3 separate regions of the Homo sapiens genome follow, and regions 1 and 3 are each linked to region 2. Evidence: chromatin loops called from intact Hi-C (ENCODE). Cell type or tissue: PC-9. All regions are shown on one strand.

Region 1 (8,000 bases), 61 kb after region 2:
CACGTAGTGAGATTTGCAGGGATCTTTACAACCAATCTCTCTCTCTCTCTTTCTCTGTCTCTCTCTCTCAAATAAATAAATAAAAGGGCAGGCTTTTTGTCACCCTCAAAATGGGTCTAGAGGTGGCAGCATTAGAAGCAGAAGCGGAGAAGGATTATCAGTACCATAGCCAGGGCTTAATGCTGACTATGTATGTTTGTTGGTTGTTCTCGACACCTAGGGTCTTTCAGCCTATTCTGGTAGTTCCAAAGCCTGCGTTACCCAACTGTCCTGGCTCTTCTCTCCACTTCACCCAGCCCTGTTCCCTCAGGCTGATCACCCCAGCCCCTCAGCAGTGCCCACAACAACTCTTACTCTAAAGATGACTGTCCTCTGAGGATGACATCCAGGGCTGAGAGTCAGACCCAAGCACCAAGAGCCGGGGTGTCCAATCCTCTGGACAGACTCCGCAAGACCCTCTGAACTAGACTGCCCTTGGAAGGCGGGCTTCACTCCTTGACTTCATGTCCAAGAAAATGTCATTGGTATTTGATATTTGAGCAAAACAAAGATATCCATGTTACATGAACCGATTAGGCAACTTCCTCATTAGAGGGAAGCAAGTCTCTGAGAGATCCCAGGCAGAGGGCTTCCAGTTCCATCCAAGTGTGTTAGCTCACCACCACTCAACACCGGTGTAAAGAACCCAGTTCTGAAGTCACTCCCTAAAACCAAGGCTTCTTAGTCCTTCTCATCAGGGCCAAGGGAAGGGCAGCTATCTTTACAGACAAGAGTCCCATCTTTGGAAGCTGGTTTCAGAAGGTACACATTTCTTAATATTGTACTATTCGTTGGATTTGACTTGTGTGGCATAATGTTTCCTGAGCCTTAAAAAAGGAAGCGAAATCCAAGTTTAATGGGGACAGCACTGGTCTATGTTGGAATGCATGTTTGTACATTCCCCATCCACAATCTTCTAATGGGAAAATGACTTCAACCAGCCTTTTATGTAGCTTAAGCTGTCTCTCAAACGCTTGTCACTTTTGGCCTCCTGATTTTCGGGTTTGGCTAGAGGGTGTGGAGGACTGAATTAAGATTCCACTCGGGCTGGAGGTAGGGAAATCTGAGTCGCCACTGCCTCAGATCCGCCCCTCTTCTCTGTGCTCATGCCCTGTCACACTTCCTGAAAGAGTCTTGGCAGACCCGTGAGTAGGTGTGTACTTGTTAGCGGTACCCTTTAATTGCCCTTTTATGTACCCCAACAAGATGAGGCACTTCCTGTCTTGCCACAAGCCATGCCCCCAGGTCAAACATCTCCCCTCACATTTTGTTCATCAAAGACCAAGAGAAAATGATCATGCAGCATTCACATGGAGATGACATCAAAGATCCAACTGAACTGAACCTGATGAAGGCCTCCCAGGGGCTGTGGAACAGAGGAGGAGCTCCTTACAAGGAGGCCCCCCTCACAGTACATCTGGGCTGCTCTCCACTGCCAGGGAGGACACCCGCATGCATGCACATGTGGATTTGAGCCAGATGGCGCACAGGAGGTTTGAGGCTTCCCTCCTAAATGTCTGCCACAATGGTTTAGATAAGGAAAATCCCTGATAATAGAAATGTCCCTAGGAGACCTTTTTAAATTCCGTGGCATCCTTACCTAATAGCTTCTATGATCCTTTCCTTTTTTTAAAAAAAAAAAAGAAGGATTTATTATCATGATACAAAATTTATTCTCAATCTAATTTATTTCCCATCATCTGGGGCAAGAATGCAGCTGGGTGTCAGGATTGTCTAGAACTGTGCTGTAGCACCCATTCTTTACTTATTCAGCAAATATTTATTGAGTGCCTACTTTGGGCCAGACGTAAGAAAATGCTGAGTATTACTTAACTCTTTCACTGGTGGAAAAATCACAATGCAGGCTTCCATTCCAGGCTGCAATCTATGAGGATAAGGGTGCAAAGACATTATTACGTTCTTTTTTCATTTGAAGCTCCACATATAGATACAAAAGAACACAAATTGTAGGCATGCACCTCAATAAATTTTCCAGCCATACACTCCCATGCAACCAACACCCAGATCAAGCAGCAGCACATTACGTCGGGTGCAGTGGCTTACAACTGTAATCCCAGCACTTTTGGAGGCCGAGGTGGGCAGATCACTTGAGGTCAGGAGTTCGAGACCAAGCCTGGCCAACATGGTAAAACCCCATCTCTACTAAAAATACAAAAATTAGCTGAGTGTGGTAGTGCATGCCTATAATCCCAGCTACTTGGGAGGCTGAGGCAGGAGAATCACTTGAACCCAGGAGGTTGAGGCTACAGTGAACTGAGATGTCACCACTGCACTCCAGCCTGGGCAACAGAGTGAGATTCTGCCTCAAAAAAAAGCAGCAGCAGCACCTCACACCACCACCAGCACCCCCACCCGCAGAAACCTCGTTTGGATGTCCCTTCAGTCACTATCCCCCACCAAAAGCAGCTGCTATCCTGACTTCTAACATCATAGGTAAGTTTTATCTATTTTCAAACATTGTATACATGGAATCACTGTATGTACTCTTGCACATCTGGCTTCCTGTACTATTACTGTATTACTATTACTGTATTACTATTACTGTATTCCTGATATTACTGATATTACTTCCTGTAATATTTTGTTTGTGAGATGCAACCATGTTGTTTCATGTAGTTACGGTTTGCTTATTCTCGTTGCTGCATAACGTTCTGTTGTGTGATTATAACACAATGTATTTATCCATCCTGCTGTTGATGAGCATTTGAGTAGTGTTCGGTGTGGGGCTATTACACATACTGCTACTTTGGACATTCTCTTATAAGTCTTCTGGTGAACCCATACATGCATTTCTCTTGGTTATATACCTAGAAGGGGTCATATGCTCTCTTAAATAATAAAGATTTGAAAAAGCGTGGAGAAGTACATGATAAATCTGATTCTTGCTGCTGTGGTACCTATGCCTCCACCTTGATCCAACCAATTTCTTCTCATTTCTTTCTTTCTAATTCAATCCCATTATCTGATGCTGGTACACGGAACAAGTCTGGGTGGTGACTTCTGTTCTAGTGGGGAAACTCACTGAAGACTCAAGCTGTGGCCAAGGAAGCTGAGCTGGCCAGCAGCAGGCAACCTTGGAATGTAACCACAACATGCCCCTAGGGCAAAGCTGACAGGTCTGCACAGGAAATTGAGAAAGCATTCAGTGGGAGGCTTCTGAAATCACTGCCACTGCTTTGTGCTAGCTCTGAGTTTCTGACTTGCTCTGGAAAGGCTTCCAGTTCCTTGCTGTAAGCCCCGGTGACCAGCCCCAGGCATCCTATGCATACCACTGCTGCTTGGATGGGCAGAATACACCCGATGCCAAGGGGACCTAACACTGACTTGGCCTATTCCAAAGGGTAAGACCACCCTGGGCCACTCTGCCAGTATCCAGGATGGCTCCCCACATGCCCCACCCCAGCAACACCCAGTAAGTTTGGGTGTGTTGCCTCCTATAAAGAACTGGAAAGAACTTCCACTAACTGAGATCTTCCAAAGTGCTAGACAGTGGACTAGATTCTTTTGCTTATATGACCTCATCAAATATTCATATCCTTACCCTCCACCTGCATGTAGTAGGTATGATTGTTTTACAGATGAGGAAACTGATATGGTTTGGCTGTGCCTCCACCCAAATCTCATTTTAAATTGTAGCTCCCATAATTCCCATGTGTTTCCCCATACTGTTCTTGTGGTAGTGAATAAGTCTCATGAGAGCTGATGTTTTTATAAAGGGTTTCCCCTTTCACTTGGCTCTCATTCTTTCTTGCCAGCCGCCATGTAAGGTATGCCTTTCACCTTCTGCCACGATTGTGAGGCCTCCCCAGCCACATGGAGCTCTGAGTCCATTAAACTTATTTTTCTTCATAAACTACCCAGTCTTGTGTATGTCTTTATCAGCAGCATGAAAAGGGACTAATACAGCAACCAAGACTGCTAGAAGTTATTCACTTGCCCAATATCATAAAGCTTATACATAGTAGAGCAAGGAATTGAACCTAAATCTAAACCCAGCTGTTTTTTCCAGTACAATTGGAATCTCAATATAAGCCTAAACAAAATGTAATCTGAAAATCAGCAAGACTAGTTAGTGGAAAGAATATGGAAATAAGAAGTGGGAAATTAGGGTATTGTTCCATTCCAGTTTACCACCACCTAACTGGATGATCCAGAGAAGGGCCACTCAACTTTCAGGGTAATCAGGTCTTTAGCTGGAAATAAAAAGGTGCATATTACCCACAAACCATACATGCATAATGAAAGGACCATGTCTTTTTTCCCTGACCATAGTGTCTCCAGCACCCACCATAGTATTATGGCCCCTGGTAGGCACTGCATAAGTGATGAACGGATGCATAGGAATGCACGTCAGACTCACCTGCTAGCTTTTTCAAAATGCACATCCCAAGGCCAGCCCCATAAATCCTGGCAAGTACGACACAATCCTATACATTTTTTTAAAAAAAGAAGAAACCTATCTAGGCAGTTCTGATTCAGACCCACAGTATGAAGTCACAGCTCTAAAATTCTATTATCCTATTAAATCAGCTGTATAAATAATCTACTGCTGAGCTCAACATAAATTTATTTATTCAATTTTACATAGTTCCCTCTTAATTAGGACAAATAGGTAATGTGTGCTATAGATTTTTTCAAATCACTGAGAAGTTTCTCTCATTTCTTTCTTTTTCTTCAGCTAATGTGTCCCCTTTTGTTCTCTTTGACTGCTGTATTCTTCTCCCAGTTGCTTTTAAGAGTCTATTTTTTTAATTGCACCAGTTAGATTGAGACATCAAATCTATAGGGACATGTAATATGCAAATACATTAGAAACTAAATTATTGAATTAAATAATGTCTTATTTTGACTGAATTCTTGTGTGCTGGTTCCCAAGTGTTTTCTTTTGTCTTCTTCTAAAATTCAATGGGAAGGACTAACTGAAAAGTTTGTCTTTTTCAACCCTGAGTAGTTATTTCCTATAAAAAAAAAAAAAAAGAAAGGAAACCTAAATTGAATCGACATCTCAAATAAGTCAAGTGACCCAGTAGCCTACAAATAAACATTGCTGGCCTGTTTTTGTCTTAGGAGGGGCAAAGCTAGCTAATACTAGTTTTCTTCTGTATTTTCTCAGTATAGATGTTACCCTAAGAACTGTACGCCAGACTGCAATGAAATCAAACTTACTCTAGTGACTTCTTTAAACACGTGCTGATGCTTTTTCAGAGCTGCAGCTTAAGAACCTTCCCGCTTCTGCTCACCTGAGAAACACTGGCTGCCCCTGTTACAGGGAGGCTTGCAACCCTGCAGCCTTGCTCTCAATGTTTCCTGCACACCCATGTTCAAGTGCCCTAATCAAGAAGTCCAGGCCAATAGCAGGCTATTCAGTGATCTCCCTTGTCCCCTCCAGTCCCTGCCACAAGGTCCTCTGCAGCTTTTCCACTTGCGTGTTGCTTAAACAAGTGAAGAGGGCAAGAGAAAGAAAGAGTTTGCTGGCTTCCTTGCCAACCAGGCCCTCCCTTCTAAGACCACACGGCCCCAGTTTCTCTGTTTCCTCTTATGTTTAATTTTCTTTGGCCCAGGCTTTCCTCAATGGTTTTCTTTTCGCATTTTATCACCATAAATTAATTAAAATGTTTCTGGCACTGAGTTCACATCTGATCATCTTGGCAGGATCCCCTTACACAGATGGCGAGTAGATAAAGGGCAATCCAAGCATCCAAGAACAAGAACAGCCCACATAGGGAGCCGGGCGAGAGACTTCCAGAGGAGCAGAGGCTGATTTCAAGAATAGCCACTAGACTAAATGCAATGGTTGGATTGCGTGCTCGGGGGTGGGGAGGAAGGAAAAGACTCTCTTGGAACTTTTTGTATTCCTCCACTGTTTCCCCAAACCCCGCAAAAGAGAGCTTGTTAGCAATTAGGAGAAGAACGAGAAGAAGCTGCTCTACCTCTACTCCCTCTTTACCCTTCAAATTCGGGAAGTTCGGGCAGGCTACACAGGTGTTGGAAGATGGAGGAGGCAAAATGTGGCTGGTAGGAATGGGAAGAAGCAATGATCGATATTGACTGAGAACCTGGTATGGGGTAGACACTATGCTACACCCTAGGAATATAATAAAGAGCAAGGCAGACATGGTCCTTGCCCTCATGGGGTGTCTAATCCAGCAACAGAGACAGATATTAAATACCAAATATCTTGAAGTGGAAAAAAAGAGACCATACACTGAGAATGTGAAATACAGTCTTGTCACTAATGAGAAGGGCACTGCAGAGACAGACAAGAGTACTCACCGCCCAGAGACTGGGACCACCACACCCCAGAGGCTGGCTGCCTCGAAATTACTCCAAAGAGCCCTGAGCACCACTTAGAGAAAGGCTTTGGGGTCCAGACACTCAGGTGCAAAAGAGGAGACCTTGTGATACTCAGTAAAGGAAGGGAAGCAGACCCATGGTCGTACACAAGTAAACTTCCAGAAGGCTATTTGCAAGGAGAGCTAAAAACCTATTGAAACTTTAACTTTTCCCAAAACTACTGACATATAATACTGTCTTATTATAGAGGGCTGCTCTCTTCATCAGAATTAGTAAGCAAAATAAACAGTATGTGAAAAGCACCATGAACAAAATGAACAAGACGCTGTGCTGAAGAATAAGGGAGGTTGTGATCACTTTAGGTAGGGCAATCCAGAGAGATCTCCCTGAGTGATGACATTTAAACTGAAAGATGGAAGGATCCCAGGACCTCACATTTAAAATGTACCATCAGAACGAATGCAATTCAACCAGCCGAAATCAGCCACAGGCCACGAGCAAAGCCCCGCTCTGGGAGTCCAGGGAGAATAAACAAAAACACTGAGTTGCTGTCCCCCCAGAGCTTATGGTCTCCTGGAGCCGTGGAGGCCTGGAAGCCTGGGATCTGGTCACAGTTTCTGGTGGCCTGATGATGTGTTCACTGAAAATCAGTGAGGTCTGTCGTTTCCTGGAGCAAAGCGTGAACATCTTTCCAGCTGATGCCACCCTCCATCAGGGAGGAAGGAAATGCAGTTCACACCATTTGCTTCTATCTTTGGTCTCCATACGTGCCAAGCCTAGCAGTGAACAACTGCTCTCCTGAGACCTTTTTGTAAGGGGAAGAAAACCTCCCCGGAGGCCTCGTGGTCCCTGTCTGCCTTCACTTCTGTCATTCCTTCCCTCTCAGCATCACTGGGTCACTTTTGCATTTACACACATGCATCATGCCATCTCGGCATGTCCCTGTGCATCTCCTGTCATTTTGTGCCCAGGTTTTGTGTCCAGGCTCCACTCTGCCTGGATTCTAAGCAGCTCTGACAAGACTGTAAGCCGCTTCAGAATGAGAATTGAGTTGTGTACTTACTTTTTTTCTTGGCATTTAGTAGGTGCTTGATTAACACAATGAATTGAATTTAAAAGTTACCATGAATATGTAACTCATTTCCAAATTGTTAAAGCATCAAAAACTTTTTTACCATCCCTGAATTTTATCTTACAGATTTACTTTAGAAATCCTGAAAGAAGTGATAGATGCAGGAGGCAGATAAGGGGGAGGGTCCCCAGAGAATCTCCGATCCACTTGCGCACCGGGAGAACAAGGTGGAGCCACGGGAAGTCACACCTTGTGCAAGGGCGAGGGGCCTGGCCTCTTCGGCTCATGCGTGGTGACCTGGAATCCATCTGAGGTGGGGGCCTGTTAGCAGGACCCCCTCTCACTTTGCTGAGAGTTTTTTTTTTTTCCCAATAAATTCCGCGCTACTCACCCTTTCAATGTGTCCGCATTCCTAATGTTTCCTGGTTGTATGACAAAACCCAGTTTTAGCTGAACTAAGGAGCAAAAATTCTGCAACAGAAGGAAGAAGGAGGAAAAGCACTGCCCGTAAGTCCCCACTGCGCTTTACTAGTATTATATTTTCTCTATTATTCTAATGTGATACACAAAATCC
Region 2 (8,000 bases):
AGCCCTCATCTGGGCTGTCACGTATAATCCATTCTCCTCCTTGTGATCGTGCACTCCCCACCCGGCCTGCTGGGGATGTCCCTGGCTAAAGCTGTGCTCCTACCACTCTCTGCCTGATGCAGTCACCCAGGGTAGAGTGACCCAAGCCACTCTTTTGCCATCGCTGGAGGTTGTTCTACGTTAAGGAGAGGGCCCTCCACCCACAAGGTTTAACATTTTTCATTAAGTCACAAAAAAACAGTAATCCATGCATTTAAACAGGGTTTCCAAAATTCCTTTTTAGGAATTTGGTATCAGTTTTCTTGAGATCGGGGTTGGTGGGGGATTGGTCCAAAGATAATAGAGCATTTGAGTCATGTCACCCCATGAGACCCTGGAAACCATCCCTCAGTTACTCAGTTACCACTCTTGCCTGCTCAGAGGTAGCCCTGCCCTCTCAGGAGTGACGGGGCTACACTTCTTGGTCTCCCTTGTTAGGAAGGAGAGCCAGGGCTCTCTCAGGGGACCCCCAGAGCTCATGCACACACACGCTTGGCAGCCTGGTCCAGCACACCCAGTTCCCCCAAGGGGCACACAGAATAATAAGATCCCCCTTATCAAAGGAAATGTTCCCCAATGCTTGACTTTGTCTGTTGCTCTTCTTCCCAGCTGCGCCTTAAAGTGCCTGCACATATTCCCTCAAGGACATGGGCACCCTCCCAGGTGCTATGAGGCATCTCCCCTCCGCATTTCTCCCTCTTTGCTTTTGAAAGGTTAGGGGAGAGGGAGGGAGAGGGAGAGAGAAGGAGAGAGAGACAGAGAGAGAGAGAGAGAGACAGAGAAAGAGAGAGAGAAAGTGAGTGCCACAGGTAACTACAGTTTCACAAAATGTTAATAATTGCTTTGTACAGAAGGTTCCATAGTGGAAACTATTAGCAAAACACTGGATTAAAAACAACTTACTTCCTGTAGGACTTTCAGAGCCTCTAACAGGCTAACATGCACTTTAAGTATCTAAGTAAAGAACCCAGTATATAGCTTTTTCTACCCTTATTTGGCCATGGTTTTATTTTTGTTTTTGTTTTCTCAGAACACCTCAAGAAACCGATGCTCCATAGAATTCATTTTAAGTAGAGAAATTCATATTATGTAGAATAAAAACTGCCATTTGTTAAACAAATTCATGAATATTTCAACACCAGGACATTCTTACTTATTTTGACCCACATAGAACTTAAAACAATTCCCAATATACATTTGTGTGTACATTCATATCACTTATATTTGTGGATCTTAGTAAATAATTAATCTCATGATTTGTGTCCAAATTGCAGCAAAGTGCCACATCAACCAACTCAATAAAAAATGAAAATATGTTAAAATATATACTATATAGATACCCAAATATAAGGCACCTGTTTTTAAAACCCAAAGTTAACTGTTAAGGATGTAATCTTATATTTCCATCTTTATGTATACTTTATATTATGGGATATACTCTCAATTACATTATTTAATCAAAAATTAAATAATTAGACTAAAAGAACACAATCAAACTAATTTAGAATACTTATAGAAGTCACCTGATAGAACTGGTCTTTTTAAAAAGTTGGAGAGACAAAGAAATTTCACCCAGATTAATTGCAAATATTATGTGTCATTTCAAAGGAACTTTTAAAAAAACATTTTAAGAAGTCGTAGAGTAAAGGTTACATTTGTGCAGATCACAACTATACATGTAGAAAATAAATGAAAAACAAAATAATTCCCCAATGTTATATAAATGGCAAACTGTGGCTTGGCATACACAGATTCAAACACTCTATCTCTGAAACAGACAGAGGTGAGGACCATGTGTTCTGATAAATTGTGTTACAGGGCTAGAAAGAAGGCCTATATGTCACAGATAGGGGTGAAGAGTTTTAATAAAATATCTAGTTTCTTAAACTATGAGAGTGAACAATGCAGTATTTCTAAATTAAAAACATTTTATATTGAAGACAATTTTGAATATTTGCAACTACATTGATAAACTCAGTATATAATTAGTCAAGTGACTAATCCATATCCCTAAAAGTTAACATAACCACTTTATTTTTTAAAAGGTATTTTTATTAAGAAGGTAAAAGATTCCTGTATATTCAGGGTCTCTCTAAGCCCCAGTAATATTATAGACACTCCACTGTATTATGAGCAACCATCAAGGCCTGCTTTGAAAGAGTTTTTTCTAATCCACAAGATTTCTAGAACTTTCAAGGAGGCTACACCTCTCTCGGTACTTGTCAGAGTCCGCTCCCCAAATGAGTAGCCTACTTTCCTTAATTTAATGAGCTCTGTGCAGGAAGAAAGCTGTTTAAAAAAAATGTACTTACACATGTAAGAAAATGGTGGATGATACAGAGCCATACATTGTTCTTTTTTCCAGTGTCCACAGCTTGTGAGTGAGATCTTGTCCCTCAGTTAATGGTTCAGTATTCAGAATATTCTTTTTCTTGAGTTTTGGATACCACTCTGTGAGCTAGGAGCCATTTATCATATAATATTCTCTTTACTCTACAGGACTCTTCCCTGTCTATCAGCCCCCTCCACCATACCCCTTCTCTTGGCTCCATGCTTGGGGAGCCGAGAGAGGCCAGTTATCAGCACGACGTAATTGCCAACTGCTGAGTCCATTAGGAAGGGCAGGCGAGAAATCTCTCATTAACTAAAGCATAAACTTTCTTCTTATCTACAGGATTCTTATCTAAGTTCAGGCTATTGTGCCACAAATAGAACCCACAGGCCAGATATAAATATTAATGTTTGTGTTAAAAGTCCTTCAAATATGGCTGGTACTATCTCTAAAGACCTACACATATGATATAATTTACTTCCTCATCAAACAAAATTCTTGGCTGTGACTTCATCAGGAATGGAAGAAAAACAAAGGGAGGCCTGGGCAGCCCCCTCTGCCTTATACCAGCTCATTTTGGGTACAGTATCTTCCAAAATGGATTTGGATTTGGAGATCCAATTATACTGAGCATTTTTTTTCCTTCTTATTACAGACATAGACAACTGAAATTCACATAAGTGATGCTGGCTGGCAGAAGAAAGTTCAGAATCCCTCATCCCTTTCTTCTCTCTGCCAGGCTCACACACCCCGTCAAAGGAGAAAGCACAATTTTGCTGACCCTTTCAGGGACAAGTTGCCCTGGAACAAGTGAGCAAGCCAACTCTTGAGAATACTCTGGAAAAGCAAACAGTGGATTATCTTGGATGTGTCAGTCCCGTAGGCAGGTTTTCCCACTTAACGCTGGCACTCTTTTCTGCTTTGGGATTGCCAGACATGACTCCACCAGCAGGCACCCCACTCCCAGTCCCAGCTGTGTCCATTCCTCGTTCCAGAAGACACATACACATCTCAACTAGACAGTTATTTTAAATAGTCTACTCATAACTATGATTTTCAAGAATGTTGCAGCTGGAAAGTGAGGGGAAAAGGGCTTACAGATTATCCAGTCCAGAGGCTACAAATTCAAATTCTTAATGGGGTCAGAGAGGTACTGGAAAGGAGTGAAGCAAGCCATATATGAGACAATATGGAAAGGTGAGGACTGTGGCAAACCACCTAAAAATGGTCCCTCTGATTAGAATCAAACATTCCCATTTCAACAAAGAAACTAAGTCCCAAAGAAGTAAAGTAATCTGTCAGGATGAAAATTCAGTTTAGCTCATTTTCCACTAAACAGGTTATGCCTAGGCAAGAAGGGGAGAGTACAACGTTCTCCAAATCTGGTCTGGGGGTACATAAACCTTTGTTTTAGACTATTAAAAATGCCATCCTCCCAGGTATGTACCCTCCCAGTTTTACTCCACCCCATGGGCTGTGGTCAAGACCACATTCATTCTCAGGAATGTTCTGTCTGGGGAGAATTGCCGGGATATGATCTGTGGTCAGTGAGAAAGCCCTTTTGATCCCAGCCACAAGAATGCAGCTGAGCTCTGAATCCCTCTCTCCATAAATCAGAGTCCTCTTAGGAATGGCTGGGTGTGGCTCCCCACACAGGTGCTTGGTCACTTCAGCAATCCTAAGGGGGCACTCCTTCACTTTGAAAGTCTTCTAGGAGCTGCTGGAATCAAAATGGTAAATCCAGAAGACTCTGTGTTCACAGACAAATTCTTCCCGACTTTCTGGGCATCTGTTTTGTTCATTCCTAGCACCCAGGTGTGAGTGCCTGTCTGCCTTGCTTCTGTTTGCTATTTTGTGTCTCACCTTCAACCCAGAATCTGACTCAGCTTGGGAACACTAGCCAAAGAGTCTTATGTGTACACTGCTTTTAATGTGTCCAAGGATGCAGAAGGAAGCAGCTATTCAAATAGTTTAAGAAGTCTGAATACTGCTGTAGCCTCAGATCCTGGGTCCAAAGAGCTGACTGAAGACTGGCTGGAAAATTTGGAATCTTCTCTCCAGGGGATGCCCATGTGCCTCTGGGAGGGGAGCTCTTCCCTTAGCCAGCAATGAACTTCCTGAACAGACCAGCCATGAGATCAGCATGATACACCTGCCAGGAGGACTTAAGGCCAGGTCCACTTATGAAGACTCAGATGTTCATGGTAGCTATGATGTTTTGCAATGGGCCAGTCATGCCCTGGGAGTCTCAAGAGTGCATCTTAATTTCTACATTCATGAAGATATAATAATAGGAACATTTACTAAATACTCAATGGGTTCTAGGTACCCTGATAAGTACTTTACAGAGACTACCTCATTTAATTCTCACATCAGCCCTATGAAGTTAGTTACCACTATTGCAATCTCTGTTATATGGTTGTAGAAATTGAGGTTTCAAAACATTAAGTTAATTTGCCCTAATTCACCAAACTAACAAATAGTGAAGCCAATGTTAAAATATACCTATTCGGATTCCAGGGAACCATTAACTGGAAAAACATATTTCTAGTAAGAAATCTCACCAGGTAGGTAATGTCTTTGTAATATGCCTGAGCAGTAGTCAGATACTGAGGCAAAGACTCTATCAGAAACTGGGGATGTGAGAGGGCCTCCAGATCACAAACAAAGAGTGGGATCAGGGATAGGTCACAAGTTCCACCATGACTCAAGCCTCAGATCTATGCATACCTCATAGGTAAGTAAGGAGATTTAGGCAGCCTCCCTGTGCTGGCTACAGAGTATATGGGTGCTGCAGGTGAAGGCCACCCCCACCTGGGACCAGCCTCAAAGGGGATCAAGCCTGGCAGTCTTGGAAAGTTGGTCTTGGGAAGGCTACAGGGCAACCTGCAATACACACTGAACACCCTTTTGCACTGGTAGAAAAATCTGTCTACTCCTTCCTGGTAGATGGGAAGACCGCCTTCCAGGGGTTTCCTCGAGGCCAGAGGAGATCTGAGCACATGTCACAGGTCACAGCAGGCAAGAACAACAGTGAGGCTGCTGCTCACCCAGCCTCATTGCTCCCTTCTCTGTCATTCTCCTTCTCAACCCTAGAAATGACTCAGAAGAGCAGCTAAGGTGACTCAGAGAGAAGCCCTTTCAAGTTCCTAAGAAAACATGCATGCAGCCAACAGTGAGGTGCATTTGCTCACGGCTGTGTTATTTTAAAGGCAAATGTGGCTCCAAAATGGAGCCACCATCCTAGCACGGGGCCAAATCACACTGTGGGCCATTTTTAGTGGAGAGAGACTGTTTACAATAAATCCAGGCAGGCTTTAAATGTTGATTTATTCTTCTTAAAAGCCGAACCACACCATGTGGATTGGCTGAATCCAATAAGGGATTCTGGGATTCATTATTTTAAGTGGGACACAGTTTGGGGGGATGTTGGCTGACAAGGCTGTGGGGAAAGGCCTGTGTGGCTGTTCTTAGGGCCAGGGTCCAGGACTCAAAGTCAGGGGATGCCCAAGACCTTTCCTTCTTCCCCTCCTCACTCAAGCTCCCTGACTTTTGGCCACTCTGCTAACACCCTTAGTACCTCTATTGTATGGAGAATTAAAAGGAGCTGAAGTTAAAATAGTCCTCTTTGCTCTTTCAGATGACTAAATAGAGATGATTTATGTAATGGCATTGCTCAAAACTATCTGCAGAATTATTCCCTTTATAGTCACCCTATAACTCTTTCCCTCCTCTCAAAATATGCCCAGAAACCTAAGAACATAGAAAAAACAGTTCCACTATCTCTATTAACAGGAGACATCAAGGCCTCCACGAGCCTCCAGACAGCTTTCTTGTTATTCATGTGCCTGGGTAGAGGCTTCAAACAGATGAATGTAGGGGAGGGAGCTCTGCTGTACTTTCTGCCCAATCTTTGTCCTCAGCCCACATGCTAAATGAGCACAAGGTCCTTCACTGAGACCTCCTCCTCTTTTTTTCCTTTATGCCCACCCTTGTCCTAGTTTTTGGTATCATCTGACAAACTAATTCACGTTGGTCACTAAGGTATATATGACTTCATGGACATCTACACCAAAGCAATACAGTTGGTCCTTGAACAATGCAGGGGTTAGGGGTACTGACTGCCACCCTGACCACACACTCAAAAATCTGTGTATAACTTTTGACTTCCCAAAAACTTAACTATGAATAGCCTACTGTTGACCAGAAGCCTTACTGATAACACAGTCATTTGACACATATTTTGTATGTTACATGTATTATATGCTGCATTCTTACAATAAAGTAAGCCAGAGAAAACAACATGTTATTAAGAAAATCATAAGAAAGAGAAAATATACTTATGATCCATTAAGTGGAAGAGGAACATCATACAATGGAAGTGGATCATTCATCTTTGTTGTCTTCATGTTGAGTAGGCTGAGAAGGAGGGAGAGAAGGGGTTGGTCTTGCTGTCTTGGGGTGGCAAAGATGGGATAAAATTCATGTATAAGTGGACCTTCACAGTTTAAACCTGTGTTGTTCAAGGGTCAACAGTACATTCTGAAAGAGAGAAGACATTTTTGCGTGAAAGAACATCCTCTAATTGTTAAAAGCCAGTACCTGTGAAAGAGAGGCCTTCCTAAGTCCTACGAATTCCATCATGTGCCTGGAGGCAGGCAGGAAGATGTGTGAGCAGGGCCAAGGCAGACAGGCTGGAGAGTCTGGGAACTGTGTGTGGGCAAGCACACCGCCAGCATCCAGGGGACAGCCATGGCCTCAGACAGCCATCTCCTTCTGAGAATGCCATCCCCTCCTCTCAGAGCCACCAAGGATTCAAGAGAAACCAGAATTCTAGATTTTCATGGGAAATCTCGACATTTTTAGGTTGACTACTAATCAGTTGAAAAATTTAAAAATGAAATATATTAGGGCAAACAACCCTCATCCACACACTGACATGACTCTCCTGTTCCCAGCTTTCACCGTTGGTATTGCTATGCAAGAATTCAATGTCTCTAACACTATGTCTAACACTACCGGTTGCTCATGGCAGTGGGGAGCAAAGAGATTTCCACCCCACTTCCTATTTCAGTCTCTACCCAGGCAAGAGAGTAACAAGAAAGCTGTGTTGAGGCCTGCGGAGGCCTTAATGCCTCCTGTTACTAGAAATAGTGGAACTATTCTGTGTTCTTGAGTTTCTGGGAGTATTTTGAATGGAGTTGGGGATCCCACTCCCAAGGGACAGTGCTGTCAAGACTTATTTGAAGCTCAAGGTAGGCTTGGAGGCCCAAGGCTCTGCCGACAGCTGTGAAATGGAGCACATTTCCCTTCCTGGCTTGTTTGTCCACCTCCAGAAGCCTGCCACCCAGCCCATGTGACAGTTGGGACAACCCAAGATCTGGCTCCAAGATTCTCCCTCAACTTGTCACAGGTAGATAGAAAGGCATGAGCAAGGCAGGAGAGGGCTCTGCCTCCACCCACTAGAAATGTTGGGTGATGGTTCTGCTATTATCTCATTGCCTCTCTAAAAGTGATAAATTGGCAGCCAGTGCCAGGGAGAGGCCATTTCCTGATGATCCACACGTCTTAATATTAAAGTGTTAGTTAAAGGCAGACCCCAGGGAGAAGAAACTTCCTGAGCGTGCAC
Region 3 (8,000 bases), 76 kb before region 2:
CAGGCAGACCTCTAGCTTTGGCGACATGCCATTCCCTAAGGTAAGCATGTAACCATCTCAAAAAATGCAGCATGGCAGAAAACAAATACAAGTATTTTCTGAAAATATTATTTGTAAAGGTCTTATTTTATAATAGGGATTGTTTGTGTTAGGGCCTTGGGGCATGTATGGTTAACAAGAACTTGCAGTTCTGCTGCCAGCTTACTTAATCTCACAGGGTCGGTGTAGGAGTGTAGGGGATGGGTCCAAGAAACAATACAAGCTTTTTCCTTCGCAAGTACTGCTACATCTACATCATGAGAGAAAAGCACTCTGCTATTTAATCTCTCATAGTTCCTTTTGACAGATATTGTGGCTGTCACTGCACCACATCAAAACATATGCTGTACCAGATTCTCAGCACTCAAGAAGTCTTTAAAATAAAATCATCAAACAGTATTATTTGTTGGAAATGACATTCAACCGCAATTTCTTTGTGACTCCTCAGTCATGCAAACACCACAGCATTAGGTGCACACAAGCCAGAGACATTATAGGTCAAGCCCTCTGATGAAGGAACCACCACTGTCTACAAGAACACATTTTTAGGAGAGAAGTAAAATGATAGCTCCTTCTGCAAGAGAAGAAATTTATATTGGAAATCCAGAGCACAGTGCCAGGTACCCTGTGAGCTTGGCAAATATTAGTCCAGAGCGACTAAGGACTATAGATTTTGATTTTCCCCATATATCCCTCCTGGGCATCTGTCCCATTTGCTCCTGCCCAGTCCCGCAGACTTGCCTATCACTGCAGTTTTTGTCCCTGGTCCCAGATGATTATGCAACACTTATGCAAGATGCAAGGAGTAAAATGAACCCATTTGCCTATCGATATAGTTTTATTTCAGTGAATTAATGTCACTAAGAGAGAAACATATTCTAATGCCTAGGACAGTTGTGGTCCTTTTTGTATCTCTGTCATTGGGCTAGTGTCTTTGCCTACCTATAATGTAAATATATTATAGAGCAATATTACATATAATGCAAAGATAATCCAGACTACTTGCTCTGCTTTAGAAATGAACTGTGAGGATCAAATTTGTACAAACATGGGTCAAGCAAAAGCATACAGACTCTAGTGAAACCTAGAAAGTGTTTTTGGAATATTTTTGCTACAGATACTTTTCTATTAGGCTTTTATTAAATTGAAAGTAGTGTTGTTCTTATTTAGGTGTTAATTATTAAATTATGTACAAGTTTAGAAACTAGGCCATTGAAACACATAAAAGGTAGTTATTGAAAGCTAATCATAATAAGCTGTTGTCAACCTCTACTGAATAAAGAAGCAAAACATTTTAAATACATTGGAAATTTATATAAAACGAAGAACTTCCTGACAATGAAGATTGTTAAACATGAGTCCCTGCAACAAATGTCCTAAATAACTATTCCCAGGAAACTCTAAGATTGGGCTGCCTTAGGTGGTTTAAAAATATGGTCAGAGGCATGAGGAACTATTTCTAGATTTCTTATTGAAGTCCCTTTAAATAACATGGGTCTTCAGTCAACACATATGCTTGTACATGGGTGCCTGTTAGGGAATTCAGAGTCATAAGCAAACCTTGGAAAATGGACTTGATAGCTCAAAGCTCAAAGTTGCACATTCATAAACAAAATGTATGTACTTTTCTCTATATGACGAGATGGCTACAATCACCACTCTAAGCTGAAAAGTGGTATAAGAAAGGCTGGTGAGAAGACAAATTAATACCAATAAGATCGCTGATCTGTAGAGAAATAGAAAAGGCAAAGGGGCTCTTGAAAATAAAAGTTATTTGTTCCTAAATCCTGCTTCTTTGCTTGAAGCTATTTCTTAAGAAAGAAGCTGCTTCCTTCCCTAACCGTATAAAATGATCCCTGAAGTTATTTATAGTGTTCATGGCCTGGAGGCATCACTTGGTTCCCCCACCACAAGCCCAACCATGTGTTACTATATTAAAAAATGTGAAAAAGTAATTATGGGGTATGGGAGCCAGTGTCTGCAGACACAACCTGCCAAAGAGGAAGTGACAGGAAACTTATGCTCCTTGTTGCTGCTCAAGCACTGCCCAGGCTCCAGACTCAGAAGAAGGGAATCTGTTCCAAGAAATAGGAGAGAGGCCTGCCCTGGTGAATCAGAAATATCCCTGTTTCTGAATATACAGTAAACTGGTTTCCATTCCTGGGTCCCCTCAGTTGGTCAAACTTTCCAGTCACGTGGAGAGACCACTCACAGCATCCTCCCTCAGCAACTCAGCCAGATGGCTGCCTCAGCTCCCACCAGACCGGGCAGGCTAGAACATGTAAGGTTCTGAACTTGGGCAAGAGTCTAAGGTCACTATAACTGGCCCCTAAGACTCTGACCTGCCACTGTCAGATCTCAAGTTCTGCCACCTTATCCTAAATCTAGCTTTGTTGTTCCTCTTCCCACTTCCATCCCCAGTTCCTTGCCCTCAGGTAGGATGCGATAATCAATCTATTACTGATTTCTACAGCAGTCCTCCACATATTCACAAACCCCTCAGCTTTCCTCTGGAACAATGGACTCCACCAGCATAGGGACACAATTGTTTTCTACCGCTGGAGGCAGAGAGGAAAAGTAGCTCAAACATCTGCCCCCAGAGAGCATAAATTTGTCAGGGAGAGAAGTCCACATTTCTGCAGAAAGGCCAGTGTTCCCAAGAGGCCTTAGCTTAGGAAATGTTTATTGAGAGGAATTACATTTCCTTCTCAGGACCTGCCTCTGCCTCTGGTCTAAGCTACAAAAGAAGTTTTCTTCTGATGTCTCAGGAAAAAAGAAAAAAGCACCAACCCTCACAAAAGAACCCTGGTAGTATGGACAATTCCTACTATCTCAAGAAGATTTCACTTGGAAGTAAATAATCGTTGCCACCTCTGAATTCAATTTGATTACCTAGATAAATCACTACATGAACTTCCAAAGAAGCAAACTTTACCCCAAAAAGTATGTTATAAAAGTTGATTTACAGAAGTCTCTTTCAAATAAATTCTTAAAGAGAATCATAGACAACAAAGAATGCAGAAGCTAATGCAGGTCAAGAAAATGTCCTTACTATCTCTTTAATATAATAAAATAAATCAAATTAACATGTTTCCTTAGTGAATAATATTCTCTAAGCATGAAATGTAATTTTTAATACTTTATATACACCAGGCTTGAGTTCCTATTTTACATGCTATGGTTTTAGAATATGTGTAAATGTTTATTTCTAAAATTACCTAAAAATCTTCTGTTCAAGTTTGTTTTTCAACTCAGGGCAGTAGCATATAAGTAGAATTTAAGCAGATATCAATTGTATCACTGGAAAGACTTTAAAAATCAGAGAAATGTTCTTATAAGGCAAATCCATGGCAGCCTTCCACATTCAGAGACTGGTTTATAGCTTTCTGAGATGCCCTGTTAACCTCTCAAAGATCTGTAGACTAGCTTATATTATCTCATTATCCGAGTTCTCCCCGCTTTCATCTTTGCCTCCTATATCCCAGTTTCTTCACCACTGTAGTATCCACAGTGCCACCTGCTGGTTGTAGAAAGTATTTTTGTGGCTCCAAGGTCTCCCTCCGGGATTTGTTTAATTAAAGTCTACCAATGACTGCTAGAAAAGCCACAGCCATAGTGGACAAATCCATGAAATGAGCAAAATGTCAATTCATGAAGGGTTAACATGACCCAACATATGCTGAGGCAAAGTTTTGGCTATTTTAAAGGCAAACCTAAGTTGCCTGAGTTAAACCTAACACATGCAAATTTGCCTCAGGCAGCTTGGCAATAGGGCTCTGTGTAAGAATACAAAAAAAAAATGATTACCAAGACTAAATGCCTCAGAAAGTTTCCAAAATCCTTTATTTCCTCGTACCTGTCAATCCTAGACTTCCACTTTTTTTTTCTTTTCTTAGACAAGTATTTTCAACTTTCCAAAGGTATGAAATTTGCCATCTTAATTGTTTAGACAGGAATAAAGCATTAACTCAGTCCCTTGACTTTGATTCATAGCAGCTCTTCCTTCACCAAAAGTTACAGTCTCCCTCTCCACCCCAGCCTGAAGTCTGTGGACCAGCACAGAAATGACAGGCACCAGAGCATCTGCAGGCATGTGAAAATGCAGTGCTCCCTTCCCATACTTAACCTTTCAGATGGTTCAACTATTTCCCATGTGTCAACAATCGCCATTCGCATCTTAGGCCTTAACCAGGCAAAAGATAAGAGAGAATAACCTTTAGAACCCACAACTAGCCGGACGCGGTGGCTCATGCCTGTAATCCCAGCACTTTGGGAGGCCGAGGTGGGCGGATCACTTGAGGTCAGGAGTTTGAGATCAGCCTGGCCAACATGGTGAAACCCTGTCTCTACAGAAAAATACAAAAATTAGCCAGGTGTGGTGGTGCGTGATTGTAATCCCAGCTGCTTGGGAGGCTGAGGCAAGAGAATCACTTAAACCCAGGAGACTGAGGTTGCAGTGAGCTGAGATCGTGCCACTGCACTCCAGCCTGGGCAACAGAGCAAGACTCCGAAAAAAAAAATATATATATATATAAAGAAATAACTAACAACTAACGAATAAGAAGTCATTCCTGCAAGCCTCATCATGATGGGGTACAGTAAGGCACAGGGAAAATGTTTTTGCCTTAAGACTCCTGACAAGGATTAATCAACTTTTTTAACAATCCCCTGGGGTGTAGACTGGCACAGGGTCATTACCCCTCTTTAGCAGGTGGGCGAACTAAGATCCACAAAGTTTACCATTTCATCATCAATTCTGTTCAGAATATCATCAATTCGCTGACATTCTGATGCGACAGTGAAAAAAAGGTGCTGCAAGAAGCTTCTCAATAACTAAGCTTAATGCAGAAAATATACCCAAGTCAGGAGGTACAAATACACTGGACAAGTATTGACCCAACTCGTAGTCATTTTATCAGAACAGGTTATTTGAGAAACGTAGTCATTTTATCAGAACAGATTATTTGAGAAACGTAGATTCTCTACCTATGAATCTGCAAGATTTAGATTAGATTATAACTGAGTAATCATTTTTAAGAAATTATTGTGTCTATTGGCATTCAGTTGAGGGGGTTTCCTTTTTCTCTTCACTCTTCACTCACTCCCATTTAAAGGCTAAACATGGAACTGCAGATAGAGGACAGAGATCACAAATGTTCACCTTTAGCTCTATCTGGCACATTCTCCCATTTTAATTGTCTTTGCTTTTGTGTTCCCCTTTCTAAAAGTATAAACTATATCCTGACATTTTCCTGCCTTCTGCCAAATTCGGAAACTGTCACGTTTTCTTTTTTTCTTTTGGTCTATAAACTTCAAAATATTTTCTGTCAAGCTGGCAAAGCTCCAATCTGCCCTTCACCGCTGCAATTAAAGTGATTTTCCATCTGAATATAACCCTGACATGGAGAGGAATTATAAGAGTTCTATATAAATCTATTTTGATAGATTAGTTCCCTCACTGAGCATATTTTTGTACTCATCACAAGCATTTATACATATCCAGATTATTCTAAGAATTGTGAATCAAAATAAGAGCAGGGTTACTACTAAAAGGAAAAGCTGAATTTTGGGTCCCCCTTTAAAAGAAGCAATAACCTAGAAAGCAAAAAACAAAACAAAACCCAAAGAAATATTTTATTTATTTCACACAGATGTAACGAAATAACCTAAAACCATGGTAGAGCCAGATAAAGTCAAACCATACATACAACCTAGAGGAGATGGTGCAGCAGAGAATACTGTTATAAAGCATTATTCTTATGTCATCATGGCTTCCAGAAAATACTCAACGCTCCAATATTTGTCCACTTAATACAGGATTCACTTCTCAGCCGAGGAGGACCTTAGTAACAGTACACTTAGCACTCAGCAGTTATTTGACCTATTTTACTAATGTGTTTGGGAAGGAGGTTAATTAAAAGTGGATGGCTATATCCTTAAGCTTAATTTTTCCAACAGCCCTGCTCATAAAAGGAAAAATTTAGTATGTATTGAAGGAAGCAAGCAATTAAGTTGCACAAATAGTGAGCTCATTGAACTGCGGCTGACTTCTATCATGTCAAAGAACAACTAAACACAGAAGCAATAAAAAGATTGTTGCCACGACCACCACTGAGAACCGACTGGCAATAAAGATGAATAACTTCCTACTTGAAGATTACTGATTAAAGCTTTTTAGAAACCAAATGTTACACATAGGCATAAATGGAGCAAAATATTTTAATGCGTGTTTGGCAGGTTCAGAAACACTTTATAGTCAATTTTAAATGAAGGTTTATACAACAACAGTAAACTCCACTTAAAACAGCCTTTCCAATTGCTGCTGCTGCAAGAAAGCTGCAGTGCTCCTCAGGAAGGCTTGAGTCATAACTGTGGAATAAAAGTCCCATACCTAACAGTAAGGGGAGGGTCGATGGGGAGTGGAATTCCACAGGACCAAGTCCTCTGAAATCAAACCCAAGAGCAGAGCCAGAGAAGTCCATTCAGATGCCTGTGACCCTTGAAGGCAAGTAAACAGACTCCCTATAGCAATAACCAGGAAATCTCTCTCTCCCCGGCAGCCCTCTGCTCCTCTTCCCACCTCTCAAAGCTCCCAAAGGTCAAGTTTTAGCCCAACCTGCCCTTCAAGAAAGTGCACTCACATCTAGGAGTTCAACACAGGTTGGCATCAGAATTGGCTCCCAGGACTATCAGTGTCAGTGAGGTGGGACGGGCATGATTTGACAAGGAAAATGTGTCTGACAGAGGATTTGGCTCTCAACTTACAAGTGTATACGGAGGTGGGTGGAGAATATCAGCTTCTTTGAGGGCTGGACCCTACCACTTACCTGCTGCCTTTGGACGGGATACTATGGAGGGTTAAAAAAAAATAAAAAGACAAAAAGAGGAGGATTTTTGCCTTCAAGGTTGCTTATAACCTAACATTAAATAAATAAGTTGTCCTTTGCATTGCATTGCCCTCAAACTCACTACTGTGGAGAATTAAAACCAGCCTATTGCAAATAAACCAGTTTGCCATCCCATATCTATCCTTCTCCTCCTGCTAGCTCCATCTTAGAATGTCTCTAAAATGGGAGGGGGCTAAAAATACACTTTTCTTCTGACCACTTCCTCCTCAACTTGGGCTTTAAGGGATCAGAGTCCAGCAATGAGATGATGATATGCTTTTCCCTTTCCTGAGCTCCAACCCTTTACTCCTTCACTCAGATATGTCTGCAGTGAGCTCCTATGGGGCTTGTTTCTTCTTTCTGTACCACACAGCACCCATCAATGTGCTGGGTATTCTGTAGTTGTTTAGTATATGCTTTTTAGCTACCATCAGTGGGAAAGGCTTACCATATTTCTGCCCCTTTCAAAGATGTATTTTCTCTTAATCATTGCTGCTGCAATCATCAAAGTAATTGAAACTGGAGAAACGATTTTGTGTCATAACATGAAGGGAAAAAAGTAAAAAGCAAATGTAGTGTTCTCAACTTGCTTGGGTGGGAAATGGGACACAAAATGGTCTGAATAAATTGTTAATGCTCAGATAAAGCACACGGCACCTCAAATTTACACTCTAGTTGGATCGATCCACCCATTACATGCTATTTTCCAGAGATTCAGAGCTGAATTTGCTGTTTGGGATTTGTATTCAATGTGGGGAATTCTAACTGCAAATCAAATTCATACTGCAAACATCAGAATGGCTTTATCAGATGAGGAGTAGATATTTGGAATTTAATAACACTTCCCATCACCTTTCAAGAGGACTTGTCATTGAATATATGGTGTGCAAATCTGGTAAAGAAAAAAGAAGAGTTTGATTATTTGTACAAATTACATTTCATTTGCAGGAGGAAATCACAGTGGCACAAGTCCTTCCTTCCATTTAGGTTTCTCCACCTAGAAGTTGTACAGGGCCTTTCAGCTCCAGGCTCTCCATTAAGACATTCTAACACTATACACTAAAAGTCTGGAGA

Evidence for each region. Peaks named below come from ENCODE experiments on the same cell type or tissue, not always from the same donor. Only the 100,000 strongest peaks of a DNase experiment are listed, where the experiment ranks them.
Region 1: a loop joins it to region 2, with 7 times the contacts of the local background. A loop is called at or near these places in 7 of 110 quality-filtered maps.
Region 3: it touches region 2 in a loop (7-fold over the local background); 5 of 110 quality-filtered maps call a loop at or near these places.

The regions. Positions count from the first base shown.
Region 1 is chr14:54,309,177-54,317,176 of GRCh38, forward strand. No RefSeq gene overlaps it. Among named protein-coding and RNA genes, the nearest start is that of CDKN3, 84 kb to the right of the region's middle. In PC-9, no CTCF peak of the experiment used is centred here; a DNase peak (open chromatin) is centred at 3,195; H3K27ac peaks cover 2,607 bases.
Region 2 is chr14:54,248,279-54,256,278 of GRCh38, forward strand. No RefSeq gene overlaps it. Among named protein-coding and RNA genes, the nearest start is that of CDKN3, 140 kb to the right of the region's middle. RefSeq lists an enhancer at 3,302-4,501. In PC-9, no CTCF peak of the experiment used is centred here; DNase peaks (open chromatin) are centred at 3,933, 4,263, 5,063 and 5,473; H3K4me3 peaks cover 552 bases; H3K27ac peaks cover 4,329 bases.
Region 3 is chr14:54,171,965-54,179,964 of GRCh38, forward strand. The region is part of intron 4 of LOC105370507 (a long non-coding RNA gene); the gene reads right to left. Among named protein-coding and RNA genes, the nearest start is that of BMP4, 220 kb to the left of the region's middle. RefSeq lists a silencer at 5,927-6,221. In PC-9, CTCF peaks have their summits at 3,554 (motif pointing left) and 3,758; no DNase peak of the experiment used is centred here.